Regions from separate parts of the Homo sapiens genome. Here regions 1, 2, 3 and 5 are each linked to region 4. Evidence: chromatin contacts called from ENCODE Hi-C or POLR2A ChIA-PET data. All regions are on one chromosome and are shown on one strand. The core of a region is the stretch at or near the end of the contact, and the rest is flanking DNA. Distances in the headings are between cores, read along the strand shown. Region 1 holds the start of YIPF2 (Yip1 domain family member 2). Region 2 has its middle 18 kb from the start of SPC24. Region 3 holds the start of LDLR (low density lipoprotein receptor). Region 4 holds the start of TYK2 (tyrosine kinase 2). Region 5 holds the start of PIN1 (peptidylprolyl cis/trans isomerase, NIMA-interacting 1).

The links. A loop is a pair of places that touch in the nucleus more often than their neighbours do. ChIA-PET counts read pairs that join two places held with the same protein, here RNA polymerase II (POLR2A). Pooled maps may share reads with other maps.
Region 1: a loop to region 4 is called in a pooled map, with 4 times the contacts of the local background. The contact joins the promoter of YIPF2 here to the promoter of TYK2 in region 4. A Hi-C loop is called at or near these places in 1 of 50 pooled maps. POLR2A ChIA-PET finds 5 or more read pairs at or near these places in 2 of 52 experiments (CD4-positive, alpha-beta T cell and Panc1).
Region 2: POLR2A ChIA-PET joins it to region 4 with 10 read pairs in activated B cell. The contact joins the enhancer-like site here to the promoter of TYK2 in region 4. POLR2A ChIA-PET finds 5 or more read pairs at or near these places in 3 of 52 experiments (WTC11, activated B cell and activated naive CD4-positive, alpha-beta T cell).
Region 3: a loop to region 4 is called in a pooled map, with 4 times the contacts of the local background. The contact joins the promoter of LDLR here to the promoter of TYK2 in region 4. A Hi-C loop is called at or near these places in 1 of 50 pooled maps. POLR2A ChIA-PET finds 5 or more read pairs at or near these places in 2 of 52 experiments (PC-9 and activated T-cell).
Region 5: a loop to region 4 is called in a pooled map, with 5 times the contacts of the local background. The contact joins the promoter of PIN1 here to the promoter of TYK2 in region 4. A Hi-C loop is called at or near these places in 7 of 50 pooled maps. POLR2A ChIA-PET finds 5 or more read pairs at or near these places in 2 of 52 experiments (CD4-positive, alpha-beta T cell and CD8-positive, alpha-beta memory T cell).

The regions. Positions count from the first base shown.
Region 1 is chr19:10,927,191-10,929,906 of GRCh38, reverse strand. It overlaps YIPF2 (Yip1 domain family member 2), which reads left to right and starts at 1,268. Exons shown (of 10, transcript NM_001321439.2): 1 at 1,268-1,396; 2 at 1,467-1,527; 3 at 1,948-2,108; 4 at 2,191-2,277. The coding sequence starts at 1,497. TIMM29 (translocase of inner mitochondrial membrane 29) reads right to left here and starts at 1,096. Exons shown (of 2, transcript NM_138358.4): 1 at 991-1,096; 2 at 1-893. The coding sequence starts at 1,084. The coding sequence ends at 205. RefSeq lists silencers at 651-700, 741-1,020 and enhancers at 1,234-1,934, 1,935-2,637.
Region 2 is chr19:11,136,430-11,139,386 of GRCh38, reverse strand. No RefSeq gene overlaps it. Among named protein-coding and RNA genes, the nearest start is that of SPC24, 18 kb to the left of the region's middle. Within about 2 kb of position 1,480, at least 33 of the 41 ENCODE cell types and tissues checked have a DNase peak (open chromatin) inside an H3K27ac peak, as active enhancers do.
Region 3 is chr19:11,088,136-11,090,930 of GRCh38, reverse strand. It overlaps LDLR (low density lipoprotein receptor), which reads right to left and starts at 1,468. Exons shown (of 18, transcript NM_000527.5): 1 at 1,316-1,468. The coding sequence starts at 1,382. It overlaps LDLR-AS1 (LDLR antisense RNA 1), which reads left to right and starts at 1,272. Exons shown (of 1, transcript NR_163945.1): 1 at 1,272-1,863. RefSeq lists enhancers at 128-307, 25-618, 619-1,214 and a silencer at 378-637.
Region 4 is chr19:10,379,271-10,382,128 of GRCh38, reverse strand. It overlaps TYK2 (tyrosine kinase 2), which reads left to right and starts at 1,557. Exons shown (of 25, transcript NM_003331.5): 1 at 1,557-1,749; 2 at 2,350-2,514. RefSeq lists enhancers at 928-1,591, 1,500-1,659.
Region 5 is chr19:9,833,927-9,836,649 of GRCh38, reverse strand. PIN1 (peptidylprolyl cis/trans isomerase, NIMA-interacting 1) reads right to left here and starts at 1,332. Exons shown (of 4, transcript NM_006221.4): 1 at 1,248-1,332. The coding sequence starts at 1,305. It overlaps PIN1-DT (PIN1 divergent transcript), which reads left to right and starts at 1,635. Exons shown (of 2, transcript NR_183873.1): 1 at 1,635-1,786; 2 at 1,972-2,571. RefSeq lists silencers at 1,041-1,260, 1,291-1,630.

The DNA of each region.
Region 1 (2,716 bases), core at 19-2,518, 550 kb before region 4:
CCAACTCCCGGACCCAGGTGGCTCTGAATTAGCTTCAGCTAATAAAGAACAAAGACGGGGGGCAGAAAGGCTCCCCAAACTTGTGCAAATCCAGTGAGAAAACACTTTGCACATCATCTGTCTCAGCTGTTCTGCAGGTGAGGCACACTCAGAACTGCACCACCCCAGGCAAGCAGTTTGCCAGGACTCGGGGGCCTCAGGGTTTCATCTCGGGGCCTCCGCCTGCACCAGCGAGTGGGCCTGGCTCAGGGCGAGCCTGTCCTTCTTCTCCTTCTGCAAGACCTGCTCCTCCCACAGCGCCTGGTCCACCTGATCGTCGGTGAGCACGACAGGCTTGTACTTCTCATCGAAGAGCCGCTCGTTGGTCTCGGAATGCAGCTGCTGGGGCCCGACCACCCGCAAATGCGCCGGCAGGTGCAGGAATTCGTCGTCGTTGATGTCGCAGTCGCGCATCCAGGCCCCCAGCACCCACCAGCGACCCACGAAGCCCACGTCCAGGACCCGGCCGGGGAAGTCGGTCCAGCGGGGCTGCAGGTAGCGGCAACGCGCCTGGTAGAGGCTGGCCTGGGCGTCGAAGGGCGCCTCGTACACCAGCGAGCAGAGCCCCAGGTTGACGTAGCGCAGGCGGCCACGGCCCCGCAGCCAGAGCAGCCTCTGCACGAAGGCTTCGGACTCGCGGTTGCGGGTGGCCGGCGCCAGCAGCAGGAGGGTCCCCGACGCCTCCAGCAGCGCCTCCTCGAAGGCACCCTCGCTGGGCGCCAGCGTGAAGCAGGCCGCCGCGCCGCCCAGCAGACCCACATACACAGCGGCGCGCCCCGGCCGGGCCCTAGCCTCCGCCGAAGCGTCCCTGCAGGCCTCGGCGTAGTCCCGGAGCAGCGCGCGGGCCCAGGACCCTGAGGGGAGAGGAGCGCGGTAAGAGTGATCCGGCCGCGGCGGCCACCCACCCTGTCGCGGCGGCCACCCACCCTGCCGCCTTCCGCCGCTACTCACCCAGCCGCGCCCACACTCCCGGCTTCGCCACTACCGCGTCGCCCGCCTCTGCGCGGCGCCGGGACCAAAATCTCCTCAGAGCCGCCGCGGCCATCCTCTTCCGTCTTGGGGGTCCTTGCTCCGGGAAGAAACTCCTGATACCCGACGTTAAGAGCCCGGGAGTCTCTTCTGCGCAAGCGCCAACTTTACCGGAAGTGGCTTCCCAACGGGAGAGGATAGAAAGAGGACAGGCGCCGGATGTTGCTGTCAGGTCTGAGTCGGTTGGAGTCTGACGGGTAGGCGAGACGCGCAGGCGCAGAGAGCCCCAGCCACGCCGGCCCAGGTGGCCTCAGGTGAGGGGGGGCGGAGCGCACCTGTGGGGACGGGACGACGAGTTCAAGCCTCCGTGGGTGCAGTTGGTCGCCAGGTAGGGCTGGGGGCCGAGGGACCGGCTCGGGGGCGGGGGGGAAGTGTGCCTGACCGGTCTCTGTCCTCAGCGAGGGATGCGGAGACGCCCCTGAACGACCATGGCATCGGCCGACGAGCTGACCTTCCATGGTGAGTGCGGCCCCGACGTGGCCGGATCTCCCACTCCCGCCCCGGGCCAGAACCTCCCCCCGATACGGCTTCCAATTTCTCTACCCCGAAGCCTAGGCGGCTGTGAACCCTGACCCAGGAGTGAGACCCATCTCTGACTCGAACCCCGCCCCCGCCCTGAACTCAGACCTCAAACCCGAGCCTCTCGTCCCCAGACCCTGACCCCATCCCAGCGTCAACCCTAAGTTGCAGTTCCACTTTAGGAGGAAGGGAACAGATGTCCTCCGGATGCCTCCAAACTGAGGAAGTTGGGCCCCACCTTGGGGGAGATCAATGGCTCAGCAGAGCCTCCGCCCCCAGATGAGCATCGGTTTAGCTTGGGCCCAGTCGAGTTCTTTCCACCCCTCAAACGTGCGTGTGTCCCATATACCTCCTCCACAGAATTCGAGGAGGCCACTAATCTTCTGGCTGACACCCCAGATGCAGCCACCACCAGCAGAAGCGATCAGCTGACCCCACAAGGGCACGTGGCTGTGGCCGTGGGCTCAGGTGGCAGCTATGGAGCCGAGGATGAGGTGGAGGAGGAGAGTGACAAGGCCGCGGTGAGTCCCTGTGTCCTGCCTCCTTGCAGCCCCCAGCTGACCCAGGCTCTCCGGGCAGGCACTGAATGCCCGCAATGTGCAGCTCCTGCAGGAGCAGCAGCAGCAGCAGCAGCCGGGATTCTGGACCTTCAGCTACTATCAGAGCTTCTTTGACGTGGACACCTCACAGGTCAGGCTGGGGAGGCAGGTGGGATGGGGCTCAGAGTTATGCTCAGGGTTCAGCCACTCTTCCCCTGGGCAGGGTGCTGGTGATGGTGGGTGCTGGTGAACGAACTGTGGTGCTCTCAAAGGGTTATGGTGGGACTGGTTATGGATCGGGACTATGGGAACACAGGGGACACACACAATCTGGTGGGTTAGAGAAAGGCCTCCTGGGGGAGGTGAGGAATTGGCTGAGACCTAAAGGAGACAGAAGGCTTCCCTGGGGAATAGGGTAGGGAAGCAGGAGTATATGTTCCAGGCACAGGGAACAGCATATGCAGAAGACCAAAGATGGACTGGGCGCAGTGGCTCCTGCCTGTAATCCCAGCACTTAAGGGGGCCGAGGTGGGCAGATAACCTGAGGAGTTCAAGACCAGCCTGGCTAACATGGGGAAACCCCGTCTCTA
Region 2 (2,957 bases), core at 231-2,730, 760 kb before region 4:
TCTGTGGCTCTGTGGGAGGCCCAGGGAGGAGGTGTCATTTGTCCCAGACTTGAGCCCCCAGGGGATAAAGGTGTGGAGACTGTGAGCCAGGCAGGGGAAACAGCAAGGCTGGCATGGAGGAGACCAAGGGGGATGGCAGGAGGGCAGGGGTCCTTGATCACGCCAGGCCTGCAGTCCACAGGGCAATGTGGGGAGGATTTTCCAATTCCAAGACAAGCCCCAGCTCTGGGAGAAGGGAACCTGACATGGCCCCTTGACACAGTGGCCCCGCCTGTCTAGGTGGCTGATGTCACTATTTACTCCCAAGCTCCCCGCTCCCCATCCCAGGAACAGCCCCAGAGCAGCCCAGCCCAGGGGAGGGACGGCTCCGGATGGAGCAGAAAGTTGCCAGGAAACCCCAGCGGCCATGCTCAGTGGGGTGATGGGGACCAGGGACTCCCACTCAGAACCCTCCGTGGCTTTTTTATTCCTTCATCATCACGGAAAATCACTGCCTGCAAGGGAGGAGGGTGCTGACCCCAGACTGGGGAGCGGGGAGGGGATTAGGCCAGGGCCAGCTGCAGGGCAGGGCAGCCTGCACCCCTCTCCCCACCTCCCTCTGGCAGCCGCGGCTCAGCCCAGAGGCTCCAGGCTGACTCACTGCAGACAGCTGTGGTCTGGGATGCCTCGGGCTGCTGGAAGGGGAACGGCCTGGGGACAGGAGAAGGGGAGGGACAGCAGGGGACACTAGTTGTGGGTGTCAGACTTGCTGGGAGTGGGACAAATTCCTCCCACCTTCCACCCTGTCCTGGCCAGAGCTGTTGAGCCTGCGGAGACAGGACAGGACCACCAGCCTGCAGGGGTGGCGTTCCCCAAGCTGCAGGCTGCCCCCAGCCCTGCAGGACAAGTGGGTGGGTGGGTGGGTGCTGAGCCTATAGACCAGGGAGCCAGCAGCGCATTTTACCAGGGCCCCGTTCTGAGCCAGAGAACTGGAACCGGCGAGGATCAGAATCCAGCCACAGTGACCCGAGCCTCCTATTTCTCTCTGTAAAATGGGTGGCTGTCAACCCTCCCTCCCTTTGGCGACCATCGGGGCAGAACGATGGATTGTCAGGAAACTGAATGTCTGCATGTCTGTGTCACCCTCAAAGCTCTGATACAAGCTCCCAATGCAGCAGCCAAGGCCGAATACCAGAACCTTCCATCACCTCTGGCCTCTCCTCTGGGCCATGCCCCACCCATGCTGTGCTCCCAGTCCCCACCCCTGCCTGGGGATGCACCCCGGTCCTGCCCACCCTCCCGTCTCAGTCTCAGCACCCTCGAGCCGCCACCTCCCAGGCCCTCCCGTTTTCCTGGCCATCTGAGCCCGCTTATCCTGTTTGCCACTTGGTTGAGCACCAATTTCGTCAATCGAGCAATTATCGAGCGCCTGTGTGCAGGCTCCAGGACGCTTCCTGTGTGGGCTGCTCAGTTTTCCCTCCCAGGGGCGTTTTGGAAGCGTCCCAAAACAAAAGGCGGAAGGCAGGAAGGAAGTGCCACCCCGTGGACGCAGGAAAGATGACAGGCCCTGCCTTTGTCTCCGAGCGCCTGCGCAGCCCCATCCTGCCCCACTTCCAGAGCCCCTGGGGAGGGGGAGATTAGCTTTGTCTCCATTGTCAGGTGGGGAAACTGAGGCTCTGAGGTGCCTGTCACCCAGCGAGTCAGTGGCAGAGCCAGGTTATGAACCCAGACGGCCTGGTCAGTCTGCTCTTTTTGGGTTTTTGTTGTGTTTTGTTTTGTTTTTTTGAGACAGAGTTTCCCAGGCTGGAGTGCAATGGTGCAATCTCGGCTCACCGCAACCTCTTCCTCCCAGGTTCAAGCAATTCTCCTACCTCAGCCTCCCGCGTAGCTGGGATTACAGGCATGCGCCGCCACACCCAGCTAATTTTGTATTTTTAGTAGAGATGGGGTTTCTCCATGTTGGTCAGGCTGGTCTCAAACCCCCAACCTCAGGTGATCCGCCCACCTTGGCCTCCCAAAGTGCTGGACTCAAGAGATCTTCCCACCTCAGCCTCCAAGTATCTGGGACTACAGGTGTGCGCCATCGCATCCGGCTGGTAATTTTAAAACTTTTTCTGTTGTTGTTGTCTGTTTTTTTGACGCAGTGTCTCGCTCTGTCAGGCTGGAGTGCAGTGGTGCGATCTTGGCTCAGTGCAACCTCGGCCTCCCGAGTTCAAGCGATTCTCCTGCCTCAGCCTCCCAAGTAGCTGGGATTACAGGCATGCGCCACCACACCCAACTAATTTTTGTATTTTTAGTAGAGGCGGGGTTTTGCCATTTTGGCTAGGCTGGTTTTGAACTCCTGACCTCAGGTGATCCGCCTGCCTCGGCCTCCCAGAGTGCTGGGATTATAGGCATGAGCCACTGAGCCCAGAAATTTAAAAACGTTTTTTAGAGATGGGGTCTTGCTATGTTGCCCAGACTGCTCTTGAACTCCTGGGCTCAAGCAATCCTCCTGCCTCAGCTTCCCAAGGTACTGGGATTACAGGCATGAGCCACGTTTGTGGACCTAACCACCCCAGTGTCGTGTCACCCCTGGGCCAACCCTGTCCCTCCTTCGATCCACCCAGTAAGGCACCATTGCCTGGGCTTCATCAGCCTGTCCCTGTTGGGCTCAGCCCGTGGGAGGCACTGGTGGGAGATAGAGCCTGGAGCGGGGGACAGGCTGGGCTCTTCCCCGCCTCGCTCTGCTGGGGACCATGTCTGCAGCACTTCTTTCCCTCCTATGAGTTTCTGGCTCTCACCAGCTCCCAGGCTCCAGAAACCACATCTTCCTCTCCTGGTTTTGTGGTGGTGGCGCTTTCTGCTGTTGCTTATTTCTGGGTTACCTCACCGTCCCCCTGTTTAATCTTGAACATTTTTTATGGTGCAGTCACCTGCCAGCATACCCGGCTAATTTTTTTGTATTTTTAGTAGACAGGGTTTCACTATGTTGGGCA
Region 3 (2,795 bases), core at 219-2,718, 710 kb before region 4:
AGCTGCCCCACCGTGGCTGAAGATCTCGGCTGCAGACCAAGGAGGGGCGGGGAGATTCTGAGGCAACGTTTCAACCTCGTAAGGAACCGAGGCCTTGAGGGTGGCCGGGGGCCCCTCTGTGAACTTGATCGGGGCTGGTGGGGCGAGGGCGCCCCCCAGGACAAGGTGGGGACGGAGGTGTCGCCACAGAGCACAGCGGAAACCGGGGACTTCGCCAGGAGGGCCCAGGATAACGGAGGGCGACTCGTGTATGTCGCGGAGGCGGCTCCGGGGACCCGGGACTTGTCGTCGCCTTTGTGACAGGAACCGCGGAGGAACGCCAGGCCTCCCCTGCATCCGCCTCGCCCCGGACAAGGTGAGGCTCAGACTTCCGCGCCAGCCCCGCCCCGCTCGTACACAAGCCCCGTCCTCCCGACGCCCGCCTCCGCCTCCACCGCCTCACATTGGACAAGGGGAGTGGCTCGAGGGTGGCCTGTTGGACTACACCCAATGGAATTCGGGGGGCGGGCCAAAGGGGCGGGGGCAGGGGCGGGAGGGGGTGGCCCCCGTCCCGGAGCACGCGGCGGAATCCCGGGACTGCACCCAACTCAGGATGGCAGTGGCGCCCTGGGGTCGCGCAAAGCGGATCGGGACCCCTGAGCCCGCGGTGACCTCCAGGCTGGACATCCGGGTCTCCAGTCGCCCTCGCCCCCAGAAGGACTTAAGGCGGGGGTGGGAGTGATCCCTTGTTTTAGGACTGGAGGTCCCCACACCCAGCTCCGAGTTAGAAGAGAGGGTCCCGGCCGGGCGCGGTGGCTGACGCCTGTAATCCCAGCACTTTTGGGCAGATCACCTGAGGTCGGGGTTCGAGACCAGCCTGGCCAAAATGGTGAAAACCCGTCTCTACTAAAAATACAAAAATTAGGCGGGCGTGGTGGTTGGGCGCCTGTAATCCCAGCTATTCGGGAGGCTGAGAGAGGAGACTCGCTTAAACCCGGGAGGCGGAGGTTGCAGTGAGCTGAGATCGTGCCACTGCACTCCATCCTGGGCGACAGAGCTAGACTCCGTCTCAAAGAAGATGCGGTCCCTCACCCTGTGGAGACTTGGGGGACAGCGGTGCCCCGTTTCCCTTAAATCCCTCAGACTCCTCCCGACCCTCGCGCTCCCCTCAGCGCCCCCCTCCAGCGCCCCCTCCAGCCGTTTGGGAAGGACCCCGTGCCATTACCCCACAAGTCTCCCAGGGATGGAGTGATTATTTGTACCCAAAAAAATAAATTCCCAAGGGCCCCCCGGGGGCTCCCTCTCAACCTATTCTGGCGCCTGGAGCAAGCCTTACCTGCAGTCCCCGCCGCGGCGAGGAGCAAGGCGACGGTCCAGCGCAATTTCCAGCCCCAGGGCCCCATGCTCGCAGCCTCTGCCAGGCAGTGTCCCGACCCGGATCACGACCTGCTGTGTCCTAGCTGGAAACCCTGGCTTCCCGCGATTGCACTCGGGGCCCACGTCATTTACAGCATTTCAATGTGAGGTTTCTAGCAGGGGGAGGAGTTTGCAGTGGGGTGATTTTCAAATGTCTTCACCTCACTGCAAGAGGAGGAGTTTCGAACGGCCGATGTGACATCGGCTTTTTAACCCGTGAAGCTCTGATTCCCACTCCAGTCCTTCGAAAGTGTCGCCAGGGCAGGCGACTTGATTTGTTGTATTTGGGTCTCCGGTGAAGAGCTGACGCCCCCTCAAAATTGGAAACGCATCTTCTGAAAGATCCTCCTGAAATTTCTCGATGTTTAACTGTTAACATTTTGCTGTTGTTGTCCACAGAAGGATAACAACAGCCTTTCAAGATCCTCCAATAGCCTAATGCCATTGTCCTCTCTGCCTCAAAAGGAAAACACTAAAAATGTTGGGAACTTCCGCCACTTTCTATATTTGCCTTTTCCTTTCTAGGAATTGTGTATAGATTTTTAGCTTCCTTTCGTTGTATATTGTTTTTACATTGTTATTCCAAATCACCTAATAGACACTGATCAATCAGGAATTTAAATAAAATCTTCACAAAAGTACAGCCAAAAAAATATTTTTTGTTTTGTGGGATCCCGCCTTTGGCTGAGTATAAACATCTGAAAAATCAATTGTACGGATACCTGGAGTCTGGACGTAAATATTGATTTCTCCCCTTAGGAGAAGGAGTTGAACAAACAGAAGGGCGGTTTCCTCTCCCTCAAAGCAAAATCAAAACAAAACAGGGCTTTCACAGTTGAACTTGAACCCCTAAGCCACAGAGAGCTGGTGGAGACCAACTTTTAGAATTGAGTCTCTTTGGGGACTCATGGGGTTGCCAGAGGCCTCTTGCCAAAAAGGCACATGTGAGAAACTTGCCTGAACCCCACACAGGGCTGGGCAGTCTTGGCGGTTCCCCCAGGAATAAGCTGGATTTCTCTGGGATTTTGCAAACTGACTTTGGCAGGCAGTGCTAACCTCTCAGCAGGATTTTAGGGAAACCTAGGAGACCAGGCAGAAAAGGGACAAATTGAACTCTCAGAAGGACAAAAAAAAAGATTAATCAGGGAAAATAATTTTTTAATTATTTTTATTATAATTTTTTAAATAATTATTTATTATTTATTTATCATTATTTCCAGCTGTCACTCAGGCTGGACTGCAGTGGCGTGATCACAGCTCTCTGCAGCGTCAACCCTGGGCTCAAGGAATCCTCCCACCTCAGCCTCCTGAATAGCTAGGACCACAGGAGTGCACCACCATGCCCAACTAATTTTTAATTTTTTTTTATAGATGGGGTCTCACTATGTTGCCCAGGCTGG
Region 4 (2,858 bases), core at 308-2,807:
CAAAGTGCTGGGATTACAGGTGTGAAAGAGACCATTCCCGATCTCTTTCAGCATTTTCATACTGAATGTCCACAGCTGCCCTGTGAGGAGGCTTTTTACCCATATTTTCTGACTCAGAGAGAAGCAGCCACATGTCCCTTGGCCATGGCAGTTAAGACCAACTCCATGGAGCTGGGTGTCTTAGCTCACATCTGTAATCCCAGCACTTTGGAAAGCCAAGGCAGGATGATTGCTTGAGGCCAGAAGTTCAAGACCAGCCTGGGCAACATAGCCAGACCCCATCTCTACAAAAATTTAAAAATTAGCCACAAAATTTAAAAATTAACAACAAAAGGGCCGGGTGCGGTGGCTCACGCCTGTAATCCCAGCGCTTTGGGAGGGTGGATCACGAGGTCAGGAGTTCGAGACCAGCCTGGCCAAGATGGTGAAATCCCATCTCTACTAAAAATACAAAAATTAGCCGGGCGTGGTGGCGGGCGCCTGTTGTCCCAGCTACCCAGGAGGCTGAGGCAGGAGAATCGCTTGAATCCGGGAGTCTGAGGTTGCAGTGAGCCGAGATCGCAGCATTGCACTCCAGCCTGGGCGACAAGAGCGAAACTCCATCTTAAAAAAAAAAAAAAAAAAAAGTGGAAGATGAGGAAGTTGATCAGACATCAAGGATGAGCGGATGACTTAATAGGCTTCTTTGCTAAGACTTGGCTGGGCAGGTGAAAGACAAAGTCGAGGAGTGGTTATGGTGTGGCACAGAAGAAGGGTCAGAGGACGGTCTTTGTTACCTCTTCATGCCTGAGTTTCTTCCTCTGTGAAATGGGGATAATAAGAGCCGCCATACAGGGAATTGCTGCTAGGATCAAATGAGATAATGTATGTGAAACGCTCTGGCTGTAGGCTTCTCAGCAAATGGGCACGACTTGCGGAGTGGGGATTTGAATTCACGTCTGGCGGGATGTCCAAGCTGCTACCCTGACCGCTAGGGAGCTTCAGAGGACAGGGCTGCAGGTGATCAGGAAGAGGACTGGGGCAGGTGGGCGAGGAATGCCTCCCAGGAGTGAAGGAGGGGGAATTCTAGTCAGCAGGATGGAGTCGGCCAGGTAGAAACGAGGGAAAGGAGACAGGACCGGATGGAACGGGGAAGCCAAAGGGCAGGGCGTCGGAGGGTTGAATGGTGGCCGGTGCAGCTTTGAACACCGAGGTGAGGACATGCAGCTGTGTCCTAGGGTCAGGACCGTACACGCCTGACCCAATTCCACAGCACGGAGGGGAACTCCAGGATCCGGCCGCGTTGCCCACACACTTCGCTCTCCCTCCCGCCTCTCGCAAGCCCCTCCCCCGTCTCCGTCCACCGAGTGCCAGCCAATAGCAGAAGCGACAGCGCATCTGGGTGCCGACTCAGCCAATCGCGGCTGAGTGACGAATGAGCCCCAGGACCAATGAGAGTGCCGCCACCATGGCAAAAAAAAAAAAATCCAATGGTGACGAGCAGGGAGAACAGAGCAGCTGCCAATGGGCGTGTGCGTTTCAGGCGGCCAATGGGAGGAGGCGTCTCGGCGGGGGACAAGCAGTAGCTACCCGCGGGAGCGGGGAGGGGTCCGGGTTCGAGCTTGTGTTCCCCCGGAAGGGTGAGTCTGGACGCGGGCGCGGAAGGAGCGCGGCCGGAGGTCCTCAGGAAGAAGCCGCGGGGACTGGCTGCGCTTGACAGGCTGCACTTGGATGGGAGCACCTGGTGCCTCGGGACTGCTCCGATGCCCGGTGGGTGCACATCCCAGTTCCCGCCGTTGCCGGCCGGGTTTAGAGGTTTTGGGGGGAGGACATGGGGGCGTGCAGCCTTCCCAGTTGCAAACTTCACTCCGACCCTGTCTTCAAAGCTGGGTCTGGGTCCAGTGGGGACGAGAAAGGAGGAAGGAGGAAGTAGGCTCCGCGAAAGCCCCATCCCCGGGATCTCATCTATAACATGAATAGGTATTAATGGCAAAGGCTAATTAAGCGCTTACTGTATACCAGGCACTTTCTCTGCCTCCTCGCGTTAAATCCTCCCAGCAGCCTTTTGAGGTAGACACTGTTACATGCCCATTTTCCAGATGAGGAAACCAGCAACATGGGTGGAAGTGACAGCCCCTCCACTTCCATACTGGCGCCCTCAGGAGGCTCAGGCCCTGGATTGGGGGGATGGAGCTGGACATAAACTCTCCTAGGCTTTGGGGAGTCAACAGGGACTGAGGTCACTCATGGGGGTAAATGTGGGAGAGGAGAATTGTGGCCTGAAAGAGGCCATCACCACGATGAAACTAATAACAATTATGTTATTCTTGTTTTGGTCATATTTGTTCTTTTTGTGTGTGCCTGAATCAGGGTCTGTGCTGAATGTGTAATATGCGGAACTATATTGAAACATTACAACCATCTTTTGATGGCAACACCCTGAGGACCTCCCTTTTCCAGATGGGGAAACTGAGGCCCAGAATTGCTAAGTGGCTTGCTTGAGTTGACACAGGGAGCTCCAGGACTCACCCTCAGGTATGTTTGACCACATCTGCCTGTCTGGTTATTTTGGGGAGGTGTGTTAAGAGCAGATTTTTATTTTACTTTTTATTTATTTATTTATTTATTTATTTATTTATTTATTGTATTTTAGTAGAGATGGGGTTTCACCATGTTGGTCAAGATGGTCTCAATCTCCAGACCTCGTGATCTGTCCGCCTTGGCCTCCCAAAGTGCTGGGATTACAGTCATGAGCCACCGCGCCTGGCCCTTTTTATATATTTTTATTACTTATTTATTTATTTATTTATTTATATTTTTAGAGTCAGGGTCTCACTCTGTCACCCAGGCTGGAATGCAGTGGTGCGATCACTGCTCAC
Region 5 (2,723 bases), core at 83-2,582, 550 kb after region 4:
AAGAAACTGGAAGTAAAGACCCTACTGGGTGCCACTCCAAAGGCTGACAGTTCGCCTGGGTGACATGGAGTGTCACCCATAAAGGAAGCCATCAGGGTTGAACTGAGCAGAAACAGCAGAAATGGGCCCAGAGCTGGGCAGAGCATCCGGTTTATGCTGGAGGTCCCAGCCACAGGCCAGGGCTAGAGCAGGGTGGGCGAGAGCGCGGGTTCCAGGTGCAAATGCAGCTGAGCTACTGACTCACTCTAAAACCTTGGCAATGGGCTCTAATCTCCCTGCACCTCAGTTTTCTCATCTGAAAAATGGGGAATAGAGAATAAGGAGATCAAACCTCATGGGGTTAATGAGGAGAGTCCATGTATCCAAACAGTTCACCAGAACCTGGCACTCAACCAAGGAGAATTATTATTGCAAATGCGATTGCTATGGGCTCTAGAGGCAGCAGAGTGACTCGGGACCTGCCCACAGATGCTGGGCCTGCTCCTCAGGAGTTTGCAGTGACACGGGGAGGGGGATTTGTAGGCAAACTGCCTAGGTCCTAATCCAACCCCCGGCCCCTGAAATGAATGATCTTGGACGAGTTCCTTCAGTTTTCTGACCTCAGTTTCCTTGCTGGTAAGGTGGAAGTAATAACTACCTGGCTCCCAGAGTTGCGGCAATTCAGAGAGAACTTAAAGCGCTTGACACAGAGAAAAACATGCCCTGTTACTGGCAATATTATCATTGTGGCTAACCCTTAAATCGGGCCTAAGCACAGGGGCCATCGTCTGGCAGAATGTCACGGGCGATGTCGCAGACTCAGCATTAGGTGTACACAGTAGGGGTGTTAGCAGGGGTAGGTTGTGGACCCGAGGCCGGGCAACACCCTACGCCCTTTGCAGGGTACTGGGGTGTCTCCCTCCCAGGGGTGCCCCCGGGCCCAGCAAGGTGCAGAGACGTCCCCCGGGGTGTCAGGTGCATTAGGCCGAGAGGTATCAGCCGGGCCGGCAGGGCCAGGGCCATCGCCCCGGACTCCCCGGACCCTCACCCGCCCAGCCCCCTGCCTCAGCTTCCTCAGGCTTCCCGGCGGCTCCTGAGGCTCGCAGTCCCCACAACAGGGCGGGCCGGGGCCGTTACCCCGGGGACGACGCGGAAGAGCCAGGACCCCATGGGAGGGAGGCAGCGCTGCCGCCGCGCCCAAGGGGCGAGCTCGAGCCCTGCTTACGCGGGCCCGCGCAGTCCCGCCCCAGCCCCGACCCCCGCGGCACCTGAGCTGCGGCTCATGCGCTTCTCCCAGCCGGGCGGCAGCTTCTCCTCGTCCGCCATCTTCCCTCCTGCCGCAGCGCCTGCTCCGCCTCAGCTGCGCCGCCTGTCGCCCGCGCCCGCCCGCCGCCGCTGCCTATTGGCTAGACGCGCTCTGCAACGGGGCCTGGCGGCGACGCCCATTGGGCTCCCTAACGGTCCGGATTGGCTTTCTGGCCTTCTATTGGGTAGAAGAAAGGCTGGGCGGACCCTCCCACGTTATCCCTGCGCCCCGCCCCCGGCCAGCCTCAGCCTGGCCCCGCCCACTCGCTCTCCTCGGCTCCTGAGTGGTCCGAAGCGACGCGGGCCCGCCCTTCTCAACGCCCTTTAGCGAGCGCCAAAAAACTCCCGACCCCTTCTTGGCGCGCGTCGCCGCAGAGCCCACCCAGGCGGGATAGAGCTTATGGATTGGCTAATGCCGCAGCAACTCCCGCCTGCCTGAGCTGTTCCCGGAGGTCCGCAAGCCCCCAGCCCTCCCATGCGGAAGAGTCTGGCTGGTGCAGAGGTAACGGCGGTCCAGGAGGTACTTGGGCGGGGCGGTGCTGCCTCTGCTGTTGCCATAGCAATGCAGTTGCCTTGGAGATGAGCACCTAAGTACCCGATGCTTAAATTTGGCTCCTCCATCCTCCCTCTTCCCACCTGTTTCCCACAGATGTCCAAAGCTAACCCAGCCTCTTTTATTTTTTGCAGGGCTCAACTTTTCCCTAGGCTCTGGACCCAAAGGCCTTCCACGTCCTTTGGAACCTGCTTACTTCCTTTATTCCCTCGCAGTCTGGCTCCTTCCTCCATCCTGGGTGACCAGTGGGTGCCGACATTGACATTCATATAAGAACACGGAGGAGGTGCAGGTGGGAGGAGATGGGCTCAGTTTTAGCCAACTTAAAATAGAGTCTGCAGAGCCCGTGGGACACAGGGGAGGTATTTGGGGACCCAGAGTTGGGGAACTGTGGGTAGATATGGGAGTTGAAGACACTGACAGCAAAGGGTGCAACTACAGTTCACCTAGCATAGAACCCTATGTGACCGTTAAAAAGAATGAGGCTCAGTGAAGTGAACTCATAGGGAAACCTGCCCACAACAAATTAGACGCAGGATGCAGTAGAAGGCTAAGAGAAGTCTGGAGCCAGACTTGGGTTTAAAGCCTGGGACTGACACTTGCTATGCGACCTTGAACTGATTACTTAACGTTACTCTGTACTTCGGTTTCCCAATCTGCAAAGCGGGGATAAGCAATTACATCCTTCTGTTTGATGTGAACATTAAATAAATTAATCCACATAAAGCACTCAAGCCAGGCTCGGTGGCTCACACCTGTAATCCCAGCACTTTGGAAGGCCGAGGTGGGTGGATAACCTGAAGTCAGGAGTTCGAGACCAGCCTGGCCAACATGGTGAAACCCTGTCTTTACTAAAAATACAAAAATTAGCCAGGCGTGATAGTGG